2 separate regions of the Homo sapiens genome follow, and region 1 is linked to region 2. Evidence: chromatin contacts called from ENCODE Hi-C or POLR2A ChIA-PET data. All regions are on one chromosome and are shown on one strand. The core of a region is the stretch at or near the end of the contact, and the rest is flanking DNA. Distances in the headings are between cores, read along the strand shown. Region 1 overlaps CACNB4 (calcium voltage-gated channel auxiliary subunit beta 4). Region 2 overlaps FMNL2 (formin like 2).

Region 1 (5,626 bases), core at 183-2,682, 370 kb after region 2:
CTAGATGTCATTGAATTCTTTATAAAATGTAGGAGTTAAATACTGTGAGATAGGAGAATCATGAGCCTTCAGATTCAGCAGATGTATAAAATTCTACTTTTTAACTAGTATATGGGTTAGACCTCTTGGTATTTTTGATACTTAAAAAAACTCCCAGCTAATTTATTCAGAATAGCCCATAAATGAGACATTCCCATTTAGCCGCAATGAAAACTGGGGGCCATCACTTATCAGCCAGTACAATTTTTGTAGAAATAGAAGGTGGAATTAAAATTCTTATTCTTTTTGGATATAAAGTATACTCATTGCCTTAAGACCATTAAGTGACTTTAATCTTTGTCAACAAATTATGTCTTCGGTGTACACAAGAATCATATTGCCATAAACTTCTTCTTTTTTTCTGCATTCTCTATTTTAAATTCTTTTGAAAAATAGATGTTATTTTCCATATGGTCTGCTTCAGTGCTTACTTCATGCCTTCGACTATGTTTCTGAGGACTTACGTAGTTTTCCCTGAGCTTCGCTCTACTTTTCCAGGGTTGGAAGGAATACCTGCATTTCTGTGATCAGTGCTTGGTCCCACCCTACTCCCTTGCCTTGCCTGCCTGCCATGCACAGAGTGATCACTCATGTTTTATCAGATGTTTTCATTAAGACATAGAGCATATAACAAGGCTCTTATCCTCATAGAACAAATAATGTAGTTGGAAATGTAAGATAAAACCTATATGAAAACAAGAATATTCTAGGGCTCCATATGCTGCTTGGCAAGTGAACAGAGTAGGAGAAGTGTAGGCTTCCTCCAAAAGACTGGTCAGGGGAAGGTTTGGGTTCAGCATTGAGGGAATAGTAAGATTCTTTTTTTTTTTTTTGAGACAGAGTCTTGCTCTGTCGCCCAGGCTGGAGTGCAGTGTCGAGATCTCAGCTCACTGCAACCTCCGCCTCCCGGGTTCAAGCAGTTCTCTGCCTCAGCCTCCCGAGTAGCTAGGATTACAGGCACCCACCACCACACCTGGCTAATTTTTGTATTTTTAGTAGAGATGGGGTTTCACCATCTTGGCCAGTCTGGTCTTGAACTCCTGACCTCGTGATCCATCGGCCTCGGCCTCCCAGAGTGCTGGGATTACAGGTGTGAGCCACCGCGCTCGGCCCAATAATAAGATTCTTAAGTAGAGACCTCAGAAAACTATGTTTCTTGCTTTTTTTTAAATACAAGGAAATGTTTGCTTATACAGCTAAACCATTTTCTTTAAATGCTGTTTAATTATCCCTATATTAACTAAGCAAGCAATGACCTCAGTTCTGAATTACTGTATTATCTTTCCTCTATATCCGTCCAGAGCTCTAGCCAATGGGCCAGCAGGGAACATGAGGAAGTGTCACACCCTCTTGGGGTGGGGACATACAGGGCTGGGAAGAGAGGGGGAGATTTCCTGTCCAGAGTGTCCTGGGCTGGGAGGTGGAAGGCCTGAGGGAACTGTCCCTCTCCACCACTAACGTGTCCTAGCACCAGTCAGGGCCTCTGTCCCCATCTGTGTGGCCACAGCTGGTCACCCTCCTCCCAATCTCACATGCCATGAGTCTTTGAAAATGGCTGAGTTTGCAGCCTGTCCTGCTTTTATTGCCATGTCTTTTGTGGAAAGAGGAAAAGGAAGTCTCAGCCTCTGCTGTTAATGAGCTGTTATACGAGCCAGCAGGCTGCAGCAGAGTAGTGGGCCTTTCCTCTTCTGTGCCTCCAGCTGCTCACGCACACCTATCCTCTTCCATCTCCCAGCCAGACTCGGTGCTGAGGTAGAAGCCTGTGTCCCAGGTGCTCATCATCTCTGCTGAACACATTCATTATCTGCAATCAAGCTGCATTCCAGCTTCTTGCCAAACCCTTGTCTGTCAGTAGAAGCTGCATTGGGGATATACAGTCTGAATTTGGCTCATTAGGCCAAAGGCAAGCAGCAGAACTTGGAAAAGGCCGGGGAGGGCTGTTGCGTGGTTCTCAGCAACTTGTGCACACTCTGGTGTGAGAGTTACCAAACCCCAGAATTACAAGCTCACCAACCCCTTACTTTACAAGACTTTTTGTTCTGCATTCCCATTGCAGGCCAGCATCCTTGATGCTTTGAAGAATTTAGGAACTTTGCCATTGGCAGGATTTATGAAAGCTACCCCCACCTCCTGCCTCCAAATACAGCATGGTAGATCCCAGTAGGTTCCTGACATGCATTTCTTTGGGGGCCCTCTGATCCTCCCCAGTTTTCCTGGCCAGATGAATGCTGAAGATTCCCTGGGCCCTGCGTTTTGTCACGGCCTCCTTGGGGGTGGTTCCCTTCTGCATCCAGCTGTTGCAGCCTGGCTCTGTGTTCACTGCAGGCTGGGGCCCGGCCAGCTCCCTGCTGTAGCAGTTGGTGAGCAGCTCCAAGGATGAGGGGGGAGCAGCAGTGCTGCAGGCCTGCTGAGGTCTTGGCTCACGGTGGCTCCCCTGGCTGACTTTTGACCAAATGGGAGAAGAAAAATCTTCCCTCCTCCCTTTAGGTCTCAGAGGGAGGCCATGTCTCCCTAGAGCATTTCTTTCTCTCCCTCCCATCCTTAGGAAAAGAAGAGTGTCATCCTAAATGCTGTGCCTTCACCTGAGAGGGGATATGTGCTTTTGGTCTAAGCAAGAAGAATGAGAAAAATTTAGGCTCACTGGGAGTCAGAAGGTCACATTATTCAGTTGTTCATGGAATACTTCAAAATGTGTGAGCATTTATTTCTTGCCTCTCTTTTGGCTTTGAAATACCTTAAAACAAGTCAGATACGTAAGCATTTGCAGAAGCAGGGTGTAAGTAGATTTAAGAACGGCACGATTCCTCTGTAATGTCCACAGACATATTTCTTTAGCAAAGATTGACATTTGGGCCAAAGCAGGATTTATTTATTCTTGCAATCACTCAGTTTGTAAATTGACGGGATATAGATTGCCACAGAAGCACTTCCCTGATTCATATTCAAAGGAGAGTCTTGTTATATTATTAGGTATAGCAAGTGTGTTATTGTTAATATCCACCTTTGAGTACTTGTTCAAAGGAGATAAGCAGGATATTATATTATTTCTAACCAAACCAAGCTTCTCAGACATCACTCATTGAGAAGGTAACAAAACAGAAGCCCAGGGAAGAATACCCTACATAAGTGCTTGGGAACCTATGCCCCCGCAAGAATCAACTGGCCTGAGCCGCAAGTGTGGAAATGGTCTACATGCGCCATCTTGTGGCTAAGGCCATCAAGAACGTTTGGAGATAGAAACACCCAAATAAGAGTTCTGCTCAGGTTCACTGCCTTTTTGAAGCTGAAGTTCATGATAGCTGCTTTCTAGCATCTAGTGCACTTCCTGGGATTCTCAATTAATATTTGTCAGGTGAAACTCTTCGAAGGAATCTCATGTCATGGCAGAGTATACTTGTTCTATGTTACACTAGAAGGCATAGCCAAGACTGACATGTCCTCCAGCCATGGTCCAAGGCCGTTGTGTCCAAAATAAGACAGAATACTCTAAACATGGTCTGAGTAGCCTAAAGTAACCCAGAAATATTACTTCCAAGACTCTGGAAAGTCTGCTTCTAGAGGTCGACATCCTCACTGAAATCTGCCTTTCACCACACTTAACACTTTAAAAAAAATTAATGTGGTAAAAAACATGTAACATAAAATTTACTGGCCAGGCACAGTGGTTCATGCCTATAATTCCAGCACTTTGGAAGTCTAGGAGAGCAGATCACCTAAGGTCAGGAGTTCGAGACCAGCCTGGCCAACATGGTGAAATCCTGTCTCTACTTAAAGTACAAAAATTAGCCAGGCATGGTGGCGCGCGCCTGTAATCCCAGCTACTTGGGAGGCGGAGGCAAGAGCATTGCTTGAACCTGGAAAGCAGAGGTTGCAGTGAGCCAAGATTCTGCCACTGCCCTCCTGCCTGGGAGACAGAGCAAGACTCTCAAAACAAAACAAAACATAAAATTTAGCATTTTAACCATTTTTAAGTGTACAGTACAGCAGTGTTAACTATATGCAGTCCATTATGCAACAGATCCCTAGAACTTTTTCATCTTGCAAAACTGAAATTCTATATCCATTGAACAACAACTACCTGTTACCACCTCCTCCCGGTGCTTGGCAACCACATTATATTTTCTACTTCTAAGAGTTTTACTGCTTTGGATACCCCATATAAGTGGAATCATGCAGTATCTTTTTTGTGACTGGCTTATTTCACTTAACGTCTTCAAGTTTCATCCACGTTACATATGGCAGGATTTCCTCCTTTTTTAAGGCTGAATAATATTGTCTGCATACGCCACATTTTGTTTATCCATTCATGCATAGATGGACATTTAGGTTGCTTCCACATCTTGGCTATTGTGAATAATGCTGCGGTGAACACAGTGTGCACATTTAACAGTTTTATTCTCAATGATATGATGGAGTTTAAAAATCTTATGGAGAATTTAATTTATTCTTGAAGTTTTAAACTCAAATGCTTGAGGGGTAAAAGCTTGAGAAGTGTCTGTTGGTTAATCTGAGCTATTCTTGCGGTTTGTCTAACAAGGACAATCTTAATCCATATCAGGTGCATCTTAATACATACATACATATATATATATATATAGAGAGAGAGAGAGAGAGAGAGGGAGAGGGAGGGAGAGAGAGAGAGAGAAAGAGAGAGAGAGAGGGAGAGAGAGAGAGAGAGAAAGAGAGAGAGAGACGGAGTTTCGCTCTGTTGCCCAGGCTGGAGTGCAATGGCACGATCTCAGCTCACCGCAACCTCCGCCTCCCGGGTTCAAGCGATTCTCCTGCCTCAGTCTCCTGAGTAGTTGGGATTACAGGCATGTGCCACCATGTCTGGCTAATTTTGTATTTTTAGTAGAGATGGGGTTTCTCCATGTTGGCCAAGTTGGTCTTGAACTCCCGACCTCAGGTGTACTGCCTGCCTTGGCCTCCCAAAGTGCTGGGATTACAGGCATGAGCCACTGCTCCCGGCCTGCGAATATATTTTTTAAAGTTGCCTTGAATCATTTTTGGAGCAAGACAGTGAATAAATATACAAAAGAAAATCATCCGTTTAAGAAAGTGCTTGCTTTCTGTGAAGCATCTGGCTATTGCTTGTAACATGGTGGAGTTGATGTCAGACATTATGTCTCTCACTGAACGTCACTTTCCTTCTCCTGCCCGGAGGTTTGGGATTTTGAAGGGCATTGGATTATAAAGTGCACTTGCCAATTTGTGATTAGGTCTGGAAATGGGGAATTTGTTCATTTAACAGCAGGTGCCACTTGATCAACCACTGCCAATACTTTTGCCGCGGACTTCCCAGGACTCCAGCTGCACTCACGATTCCTTTGGTCAACTGTTCTGCCTCAAGCCTGCTGTAGATGCCACTGAGAATAGAAAGTTGAAACCAGTTGATCCCAGTGAAGCAGCACCACACAGTACTTATTAGAGACTAAGAAGCCAGGGAACACTTTTCCTCATAATTTTTTTTCCTTACCCCAGGGGTTAGTGTGTTTAAAAGAGCACTGTGGGGGTGCTGTTGTAGAAAGCAGCAACTCTGTATCGGATGCCATCCCCTGGTGTTTTAAAGGCAGGATTACAAACATCT
Region 2 (4,945 bases), core at 2,035-4,534:
CATTCACCATGAGTCCGAAAAGCCAAGCACAGACAGACCTTGGTGGGGTGGGGGTGAAGGGATGGTGGTCCACCAGGCGTGAGCCCCTTGACTGGCCCACTATTGAAGTCACAGTACCAAATTCAAGATTTAGCTAGCATTCCTCCTGAGTCAGTGAGAAATTGGATCAGTTACATGTTGCTCAGCCAGGTCTGAGAATCCTGGGGCCTTGGCACAATAGCTTTCAAAATACTACATTGACTCAGCAAGAACTCTGACCATGAACAGACTTCCTCTCCTGGTTCTAAAAGTCTGATCTGGAGAAATCAGAATAAATGTAGTCCTTCCCAGAGAAGGTCTTGTCAATCAATGACTATCACTGTACTACTGCAGTGAGACGCCAATCATTTCACTGGCTAAATGAGAAGACAATGTGATGGTGTGATGTGTGAATTTGAGCTCCACTGGGAGTAGGTACTGGTCTGCTGCTAGAGTCAACACCTGTACATGTGACCAAAGCATGGCACAAAGGCACTGTGTTCACAACCTGTGCTCCATATCGACAGCAAGCACTTGGATTGACAGCTGTTTTCTGAAGGCTGAAAGATGAAATCAACACTGATGAAAGACTATTGGCTGTTCTCTAGGAAGAAGAGTCCATAAACATGACCGAGACAGAACTGTATTGTTCATTCCTGCCACCCCCGTTGCTTCTTTTCCAAAACTGTCACTTAAAAACCATCTTTTTCCTACTCGTTTTGTCTCGAGTTCACACACCTAGACTATTACTAAGCTATTATTGTTTCTGCCTCTAAAATATATCTTTGGGTCAATTTTTCTTTATTTTGATAACCCTGACTACATCCACCAGGTGCAGTATTGCATCATGGTTACAAATCCCAGCTTTGCCCCTAAGCAATATGACCCTGGGAAAATTATCTACTACTCCCAGCTACCATCTGAAAATGGTGACTGTAAGGATTAAATGGGGGAAAAACACATACAAAGTTCTCCATAAAGTATCAATGCCATCATCAGCTTCATCGTTAATCAGGGTCCGATTACTGCATAACTACTACTATGCCATGTCCTCTGTACCCAGAGTCACCATTAGCAGTCATGTTGGTGGCAACTCCATTTGATGTAACTCTCAACTATATCCCATATCAAATGGGAAACTTATCCACAAGACTGTGAAACTTCACCATGCCTTCTCCATGACCTCACTCACACTCCTTTCCTTAACTTCCCCCAGTCAGGGAAACTAACTCTCTGCTCCTGACCTCCTTTTTAAACTTCTGAAAAAAGCAGCAGGGGAGGGGCTCTCAAACTAGTTTTACCCACAGCAGAGACCATGATTTTATTACCTTTCTCCATATCCTCACCAAAAAAAACCATTGCTTATATAAAGAATTAATAAGTGGCGTCTTATCATCTTTATACTGAAGGCATTTTTGCCAGCTGCCATTTTTCTAATCCCTCACAGCAATTGAGAATTTTTTTTAAGCCTTGAATGTGGCAGTCGGATTTGAGCTAATCATTTGGAATTATACTGTCTTTATTTCTTTGGAGCATCTTTGAAGTATCTTGTTATATAAATGAAATATGGGGTGAGGAAGGAAAGGATGCACCTACGAACACTGCTTCGAAGGTTCTTGACTCATAACTTTAAAAGCCTGAGAAGAAATTTATGAAGCCAATTGCAAACCCTTCTTCCCTCTTAACCAGGAAACTTCTAGTTCTTTGTTGTTTTAAAGTATCTGCTAAGGATTGACTTTAGAAATCAATGCACTGCACAGCAAGCATTTCACCCATCCTGACAGAACTACAGATGGTCCCTGACTTACAATTTTCCAATTTTACAATGGTGCAAAAGCGATATATATTCAGTAGAAACCATAATTCCAGTACCCATACGACCATTCTGTTTTTTCAATTTCAGTACAGTATTCAATAAATTACATGAGATATTCAACACTTTATTATAATAGGCTTTGTGTTAGATGGTTTTGCCAACTATAGGCTAATGTCAGTGTTCTCAGCATGTTTAAGGTAGTCTAGGCTAGGATGTTTCATAGGGTAGCTATATTAAATGCATTTTTGACTTACAATATTGTCAATATTTTCAACTTACAATGGGTTTATCAGGGCAAAAAAAAACCCGTAAGTCTAGGAGCATCTGTATTTCAAGGAGAAACAAAATCTCACACACAATTCCTAAATTTCATTTAATCTCTGCTATAGCTTGGGAAAAACAGACAAGAGGGAAGAAAATGCTAAGCCAGCAGTTTGCCAGCAAATATGAAGCCCCAGATACTGTAATTTCAATTCTCACTCCCTGGAAGCTTTAAATGCATAAATGTTTTATAAACCAATTGACAAAGCTTACTCACTTGTCCTAAGAAACATAATACGACAAAGACACAGAAGAGAACATTAGGGCTACGATAAAGATACAAGGTAGAATTCATTGTGTTTAAAAGTGTTTTTTTTAAAAAAGTTCTTTGAAGATAAAAAGACCTAAGTGCTACATATGATTACTTATCACAACTACTCAATATCTATTATCCTACAGGCAGAATCCAAGGCTCTGTGTTAAGTAACTTTCAAATATGTACCTTATTCTGAGCTGGGAACAACACTAATCCACCTACCAGAGAAACTCTCCAACCCTGTTCTCTGCCACCTTCCAGCCCCCATATGTCACTCAGAAGGCAGAGTGACTTTTCCAACCCAAGTTACTTAAGCTAATTCTCGTCTTTCACAAACAGATCCTTCAGCAGCCCCCAGCCTACCTGCACAAAATGCTGGATACCTTGGAAGAGCTACAGGAACTGTTTCTTTCAGCTACTGAGTACCTACTGTGTGCCAGGTACTGCAGTGGTGATTGTTTTTTATTAGACACCACTATGATTAATTTGCTCAGCCTAGAAAATCCATTTCTCCCTGGAAGATGAAGAAAAGGGAAGACAAAGAGGTTTGCTTCTAATTAAGACGAAACCAACAAACAAGCCTGACCCAGGCCATGAAATTGTACTCTCATTGGTTTATGAACACCAGAAAGAGGGCTTGGTACAGCAGCAGCCAGAGCCAACAGACTCAATGGGGCAGATAAAAATTCAAAATTCAGCCAAAATGCTGAAAAGAGAAGAAACATAGGTTCCTCTTCGTTTAATGCACGAGCCACTCTGGCTACTAGGCCACAACTGAGCAGACAAAAAGATTTGGGGACTTTTCCAGTGAACCGAGAAATGTGAGCAGGAGGGGCAGGCATGAAGAGCTCCACCCACACCCCTGAAGGGAGGCGCTGTCAGGAGTCGGCAGAAAGGCAGACACTGACACACCGCATCGCCCAGGGCTGGAAGGGTTTCTCCCAAACGACTGTAAAAAAAGAAATGAAAAGGGAAACAAATAGCATCTGCTAATAGTAACTCCTCATATTCCATTGATGTTATGTTCACCCTATTACTAGAACTCCCTGAGGGTGGCAGGCATTTAGAGGAAATGACATTCTGAAGCTTCAGGGGGAAAGAAAAAAAAAACAAAAACAGAAAGTGAAAAATATTTTAGAGTTCTTTAAGATGTTAATTTAACATCAACATAAGTATAATGACAAACACTCATTAATTACCTTAAGCACTGTGCAAAGAGTTTTCAGATGCTCGGTTTCTAATCGTCCCAGCAACCCAGTATGGAAAATAATATTTTCCTGACTTTTTCAGGTGGGAAAACTGATGCTTAGAGAAGTTAATCTTTCCTCTCAAGATTACAAAGTGACAGAGCCAGGATGAAGTCTGGGTGACTCAGGAAGCTTTTTTCTTCTTTTCCAGTTCATCACATTCAATACCTTTAAATCATTTATAAAAATGTTTCAGTTATAGTCCTATGCCAGGCACCAGGAAGTAATGTGAGAAAATGAAAACAATAAACTTTTCTAAATCAGTAAGAACAAAATGTAAATGAAACGTCTTAGACTTAAAGTGGAACAGTACGTGGTGCCTGGAAGGTCATATGGTTAAATTCTAAATTTAACCATTCTCTCAGACTAAATTTGCTCATCTGTAAAATGGAGGTGATAATATCAAAAGCAATGACTCAACTCAGATAAAAGGTACACTTCCACACAAACATCATTTGTCAAAAATTATGCTACCATCATAACAATTCAAATCTAGGAGGAGAAAGTGTGGGCTGTAGAAGGAATTGAGACTACCATCTTGATGGAGCTATCAAATATCTTCAATCACATCATTTAAGTCACTCAAAAGGGGAAGAAGCCCATAACAAAATAATGGGCCTTAGCTCCCACACACCAGTCTCTTTCCTCCTCTTCCTCTGATTCTTTTCTCTACTGTTAACACCAATTGTAACCTAACAGAGTGCTAATGTCTGCTCAAGTTCAAGCTTACACTATAGCTCTCTCTCCCCACTCAAAATGCTACTGAACACAGTAGATAACTATCTCAGTTCCCTCTTTGACAAGAAAAACAACATGAATGTAAATTACATGGAACCCATATTCTATAATACTGGAATTAAAGAATAAGGATTTAACCACATTGCAGACATTCTCTACTACTGAAGGAAAAAAATGTGCAGCATACACTTATAGACATAGGGAATCATAACATTTCAGAGCCTGAAACAACAAATGAAACTAATCTAATCCAGCCTCCTTTTGTAGTCACAAGAGATATATATACCTTGCCCAAAATCTGTCTTAAGGCTAAATTATGACAGAATGTCCTGAAAATCAGAAGAATTCTTACTCTTCTACATCCCCCTAGCTTCTGAATAACAACTCAATGTATATCATGTATTCTTAAAGACTTTACTATGTTATAATATATGTAGTTTTAAATATCCACCCATATCAATATCATTCTGCATAGATAGAACTTCCAATAAGGCAGCCAAGTGAACTGTTCAAAAACCTACTGCAAACCATAAAAATCAAAGACCCAGA

What was found. Hi-C counts contacts between places; a loop is a spot of excess contacts on that map. ChIA-PET counts read pairs that join two places held with the same protein, here RNA polymerase II (POLR2A). Pooled maps may share reads with other maps.
Region 1: a loop to region 2 is called in a pooled map, with 4 times the contacts of the local background. The contact joins two enhancer-like sites. A Hi-C loop is called at or near these places in 1 of 168 maps with a recorded cell type or tissue (tibial artery), 10 of 37 single-sample maps with no recorded cell type and 9 of 50 pooled maps. POLR2A ChIA-PET finds 5 or more read pairs at or near these places in 2 of 52 experiments (activated CD4-positive, alpha-beta T cell and activated CD8-positive, alpha-beta memory T cell).

The regions. Positions count from the first base shown.
Region 1 is chr2:152,034,662-152,040,287 of GRCh38, reverse strand. The region is part of intron 2 of CACNB4 (calcium voltage-gated channel auxiliary subunit beta 4); the gene reads left to right. Among named protein-coding and RNA genes, the nearest start is that of CACNB4, 62 kb to the left of the region's middle. RefSeq lists an enhancer at 5,383-5,626. Within about 2 kb of position 1,432, at least 13 of the 41 ENCODE cell types and tissues checked have a DNase peak (open chromatin) inside an H3K27ac peak, as active enhancers do.
Region 2 is chr2:152,405,775-152,410,719 of GRCh38, reverse strand. All of the region lies in intron 1 of FMNL2 (formin like 2), which reads right to left. Among named protein-coding and RNA genes, the nearest start is that of FMNL2, 73 kb to the right of the region's middle. Within about 2 kb of position 3,284, at least 21 of the 41 ENCODE cell types and tissues checked have a DNase peak (open chromatin) inside an H3K27ac peak, as active enhancers do.